Regions from separate parts of the Mus musculus genome. Here region 1 is linked to region 2. Evidence: chromatin loops called from intact Hi-C (ENCODE). Cell type or tissue: heart. All regions are shown on one strand. Each heading gives the region's core, and the rest is flanking DNA. Links, peaks and the distances in the headings are about the cores only. Region 1 has its middle 63 kb from the start of Gm34921. Region 2 has its middle 18 kb from the start of Gm34983.

What was found. A loop is a pair of places that touch in the nucleus more often than their neighbours do. Peaks named below come from ENCODE experiments on the same cell type or tissue, not always from the same donor. Only the 100,000 strongest peaks of a DNase experiment are listed, where the experiment ranks them.
Region 1: a loop joins it to region 2, with 2.0 times the contacts of the local background. A loop is called at or near these places in 2 of 42 quality-filtered maps.

Annotation. Positions count from the first base shown.
Region 1 is chr10:99,332,770-99,335,692 of GRCm38, reverse strand. No RefSeq gene overlaps it. Among named protein-coding and RNA genes, the nearest start is that of Gm34921, 63 kb to the right of the region's middle. In heart, for the core only: no CTCF peak of the experiment used is centred there; a DNase peak (open chromatin) is centred at 1,662.
Region 2 is chr10:99,439,946-99,442,868 of GRCm38, reverse strand. No RefSeq gene overlaps it. Among named protein-coding and RNA genes, the nearest start is that of Gm34983, 18 kb to the left of the region's middle. In heart, for the core only: a CTCF peak has its summit at 1,521; a DNase peak (open chromatin) is centred at 1,718.

The DNA.
Region 1 (2,923 bases), core at 136-2,635, 110 kb after region 2:
TTAATCTGGGCCATATCTTCTACATAAAGACAGTGACAGGGCCATCACTGGAAAGAGAGGCCCATTGGTCATGCAAACTTTATATGCCCCAGTACAGGGGAACGCCAGGGCCAAGAAGTGGGAGTGGGTGGGTAGGGGAGTGGGGGGGAGGGTATGGGGGACTTTTGGGAAAGCATTGGAAATGTAAATGAGGAAAATACCTAATAAAAAATATTAAAAAAAAAAAGACAATGACAGAAGGAAGGCTTGCTTCTTCATCTGCTTGCACTTACTTGCCAGCACATCTGTTGGAACCTACTTCTACAGGATTCCGGCTTATGCAGAAGGCTAGCTGAAATACCCAGCCTCGTAGGATTGAGAAACTACTAGATTCTTGAACTTCCCATTCACAGCTGCCCATTGTTGGATTAGTTAGACTGCAGAGTGTAAGTCATTCCAATAAATTCCCTTAATATATAGAGACACGCTGTAAGTTCTGTGACTCCAGAGAACCCTGATTAATACAGTTCCTACCCTCTATTCATGTTGAAGTTCTCAGCAACTCCGAGTGTAATTATTGGGGGTAAGACAGTGAAGGTGGCGATCTATAAGCCAGGAAGACTCTTTGAAAGGAGCAAGCAGGAGTGCTGATATCTTGATCTCGGGCTTTCAGCCTCAGAGCTATGGGAGAATAAATGGCTTTGGTTTCCTCCAGTGTGGCTTACTTGCTCTAGCTAGAAAATGAAATATCTATAATACCTGAAAAGGGTATGTAGCAAAAGGACAGTACACCATTTAAACTTGGGCACTGTCTTTCTTGGGGTTATTATTGCTATGTCAAAACATCATACCAACGTAGGGAGGAAAAGAGTTTTTGTTTGTTCATTTGTTGGCTTATACTTCCACATCACTGTTCAGTATTGAAGGACGTGGGGACCAGAAACTGAAACAAGGCTGAGACTTGGAGGTAGGGGCTAATTCAGAAACCATAAAGGGGCGCTGATTACTGGCTTGCTCACCATAGCTTGCTCAGCCCGCCTTCTTAAAGAATTCAGAATGGCCAACCCAGGCATGGCCCCATCCACAATGGTCTGGGTCCTCCCCCATCAGTCACAAACGAAGAAAAATGTCCTACTGACTTGCCTCCAGCCATTTGGAGGTAATTTTTCCCCATTGAGGTTCCCGACTCTCCAATGACTCTAGTAGTTTGTGTCACACTAGCAGGCACAGACACCACTTATCAATGATGAACTTAAGTCTGTATTTTAAACAATATTTTTTTATTACTTAGCTGGTAAAAGAGTTGACTCAATCACTGCCTGATTCTGTCATAAAGCTAAGCAGGCAAATAGCCACCCTTGCTTCTTATTGTTCTTCTGTTTGGGTCTTTCCTCAAGGTATGTATCTATTCAGTAGGCATTCATTCAATCTAAACAAGTATACGCTGTAAATTTCCTGCTTGGGCTCTGTGTCTCATTGCAGAAATCTGAAAGCAAACAAAAGGGTGGGAACAGTGGCCCGGTTCCTGCTCCCTTCTATCTTGTGGGACTCCACTCCCCATTTCTGGAAATCTTCCACACTCTTCAGGACAGAAAACAGGTCAAGGCAGGGTGCTGATTATCCTACACATCCAATAAACTTCACTTCCTTCTGTCATTACTGAGCAAAAATAAATCATAGTTGCAATGTTTTCTCTCCGGATCCCAGTTGATTGTCTGTAACCATCCTTTGGTTGCACGTGCTCCCGTCTTGGAACCCATTCTTCAAAAAACAAAGAGAACAGCTGTTTCTTGAATTACTCCTGAGACAAAAGCCATCTCTGCCCTCGGTTCTATTATGTGTTGAATAATCCAGGCCACAGGTGACCAGTCACTCTGAAATACTTTTTGAACATTAAATGTCAGCCCTTGGATTCCTTATTCATGGACATTCTCTGTCCTGGGGTTTTACCACCCTGAATAGCCCCAATGCCTGCCCCTCTCTAGCAGAACCAATGTCTCTCAATATTCTACCAGGAAAACCATTACCTGTTATTTAAATTTCTGGTTTCAACCCAAAACATCTAGTTATATAATTTAGTAGCAAGGTAGTTGCTATTGCCTGTAACCTATTAAAGCTAAGGTCTTTGTAAAGGGTTTCGGGAGCCAATTCTTAATGTTTCTGAATGGACGATAGAAACTCAAGGATGTGTATTCTTGTCTTTCTTAGGGCATAGGGAAGCTGTGTGTGTGGGGGGGGGACTTTGAACTCCTAATCATTTTGCTTGTTCCTCATGTCCTGTGGTCCCCAGCTTGCAACCTGGAGGCGACTGTGTTTGTTCTGTTTTAATCACACAACAAGGTTCCCCTTGCCTTTGAGGTGTTTAGTTGTTAAAATCACCTATAAATACTTACTTCTGACCCCTTTGTGGTTCTTCGGATTGTCCTTTGGCCAAAATGTGGACGGGCCACCTAGTTTTTAATATTTTTTTTCAATTAAGCATACACTCAATTAGCAAAATGAGGTTGGATAGCTTTTAGTTCACCATCTTTAAAACATGGAGCATAACTGGGGGTGGGAATGCACACCTTTAATCCCCCATTCTGGAGGCAGAGGCAGGAGGGTCTTAGTGAATTCAAGATCAGCATGGTCTACAACCAAGGCTGATGTAAGTAACCCTAATATAATGTCTTGAACCACAGAAGATGGAGGAAAGAGGAGGGAGAAGAGAAGGAAGAGGAGAGAAGGAGGAGGAGGAGGAAGAGGAGGAGGAGGGGAAGGAGGGGAAAAAGAGAAGGCTGAGATGCCATAAATTCTTTCAGTAGATACATTGTTCTGTAACTTACCACGTGTGAGCCTACTGCATTCTCTATTCCATAACCATCGACTTCAATTGTCAGGAAGCAGAAGTTTGGGCTAAGTTCTCATAAGCCTGATCCTTCCTCTTAAAACAAGCAGAAGTTCT
Region 2 (2,923 bases), core at 336-2,835:
AGAATGGCATTGATAAATTAGGCAAAGGAACAGTCAATTTACAAAGGAATTATAGTAACCATCAAAAGCCTATTTTAATGAAGAACAGTACCAATAGCTATCTCTGATAAGGTTGTTTCTTATATTTCTGTATACTAACTGCCCAAAAGGCCAACCTTCTAAAGAATCAGCGCTGAACACGAACAACAGTGAATACTCAACACCTGCTCCTTTAGTTAATAGTCCATAAAAAATGGTTTTATGATATTTTACACAAAATTATAGATGAGTCAGTCTATGTACTGACAATATTCATTAGCATAATACCCCACACCACACACATTACAATAGTAAATGCTTGCTTGAGAATAAGTTCACAGACAGCTTAAATGCAGAATCAGTAAGTAACCAGTTCCCTACTGTGTGCAAATTAATTCCCTACTTAATGCTCACAGCAATAGGAAAACACAGGAGCTTGGCCACTTTAGGAAGGGACTTTAAACCTAACTGGTGAAAGACATATGAATAAAATAGATCGCTGGGCCCCTAGGCACATCCTAAGGAAGATGCTAACAGAATAAAACTGGCAATTAGTGAACATTACACATTGTGTTCCATTCGTTCTGCGTGAAAATCAAACAGAAAAGCGCTCGAGAAGTCCATAGTGCAGTCCTCATTGTGACATGTCCTGAAAGGAACGTAAATCATTTTCTTTAACAGCACTGAGCTTGTTTGTTTTGTCGGATTGCCCACTCTAGTTCTTGAGAAATAATGACCACAGCTCCTCCAACGGCCTGCAGCGTTCTCTAAGGTTCCATGGGAGAGCTTTCCAGATGAGATTTAAACAAGCTGAGGTTTAAACACAACGTGGTAGCCAAGGCTGCCATTTTAACCTTTTAAATAATACTTTTTCGCTAGCATGCTATCACAATACTATCATAATGTTTAATAAACAAAACCTCAGCAGAGCTTTATGCTAGCTAGTGCTGGGTGCATTGACTTGGCATTTCCAACTTGACTCAGGTTTCAGTTGATCTCAGGAGGAAGATTTCTCCTACAGCCAGGGTACCCACAAGACAACAAGGTGATTGCTGAGACCTCCCATTCGCAAATACATCTCATGCTGATCACAATTTGTTTCATGATGTATAAAGAGACGAAAATAATACAAAAACAAATAAGATGATAAATACTCCATACAAATCATGTCCCAGCGGGTCTCATTTCACGTCTTCTGATTACAGCATTGGTTCGTTCGGTTTATCGGCTTTGTGATGAGTGAATTTGTTGAAACTGAACTCATGAAGTTACTTCTACTGCTAACATACCTTCTACCCGAATACAGCGTAGTGTTATGAGATATTTTTTGAAGGGAATTTCTGGACAACTAAATTCCACTGGGAAAGTTGTTCTGCGAAATCCTTTCTAGATCAACAAGATTATGCGTCTCTGAGAAAGGCTCCAGTCTACAACAGAAACACCGAACCATCCTAGGGTTTCTAGCCTATCGAGCACTCTTCACACCAGTAGGGCCACCAGCAGAGTCAGCCTAGGGTGCAGTATGGTCTTCCTCTTCCCACTGGGTTTTGCACAACACCTGCGAGTTAATCAGGATGTTTTGGGGTGTGCCTGCACTTCTCTGTCAACATCTCAGCTTTGGGCAGATGCCAGCCTGTAAGAGATTTTCATCTTGAGGCCGCTTCCTTTCTTGCAACACTGGTTGGACTGTTGCCAAAATCATCAAGCTACCGAGGGAACATCCCTTTTTACTTACTCCCATCCATTTCTGGATCAAAGAACCAGCCCTGAGTGCTACGACTGAAGATAGGCTTTTTTCCCCCACTCCTTCTTATTAATTACTCAACTAAAACAATCCTCACTAATCTCATTAGTCCCTTCTTTTTGACATGTTACTATCTCAGTACTGAGTTCATCTCAAGGATTTCTGCTTTGGTTTTGTTTGTTTGTTTTGCTTTTCGATTAAAGAAGAACGGAATGATTTAGGGCTACAATAATACTTATCATTCTATGAATATTCAGGTCTTTGTTTCTACATAGAAATAACAATGCAATTTCAATGCCTAATGACTATGGCAGTTTGTGTGTGTGTATGTGTGTGTGTGTGTGTGTGTGTGTTTGTGTGTGTGTGTGTGTGTGTGTGTGTGTGTGTGTGTATACCCACGGAGGCTAGAGATGGACATTGTAATTTTGCTACTCTTATGAATCATAATGTATATATGTGACATGCAGGGTATCTGATATGTGACCCCCATGAAAGGGTCATTAGACTCTAAAGGGGGTTGCAATCCATAGGTCAAGAACCTCTGTTTTACGCCATACTTTTGAAACAAGATCTCTCACCAATCTTGGGGCTCCATGATTTGGAACCCAAAAGTTCCAGGTCCCTTCCTCTTCCCATCCTAGTCGCTGGTTCCTGGCACTCTGATCACAGTCACAATCTATTTACCCAGCTTTATACGTGGGTGCCAGGAAGCTGAACTCAAGTTCTCATGCTTGCCAAGGCTAGCACTCTGCTAACTGGATTCTCCATTCCTCATTGCAGCATTTGTAAATATTAATCTCCACACATGCCGTGTATTTACTGACGCCAATGTAATGAAAATTGAAGCAACAGTGAGAATGGCCAAACCCCAACACACTGACAACTATAAATTGCTACAAAAGTGTGGACCACAAGAACTCATTTATTGTTGGGACAATACAAAATAGTACCATCATGGTAGAAGACAGTTTGGCAGCTTCGTGCAAAACACAAACTGTATGATACACCAGTCACTCTTTGGTGCTCAGTAAATGGAGTTGAAAACGTGTGTTCATGCAGGAACCTGAGTATGAATGTTCCACACTCAGTGGAACAAAGCTTAGATGCAGTCCCTCATCAGTGAATAGATAAATTCTGATACATAGAGTGGGGATTTACTCA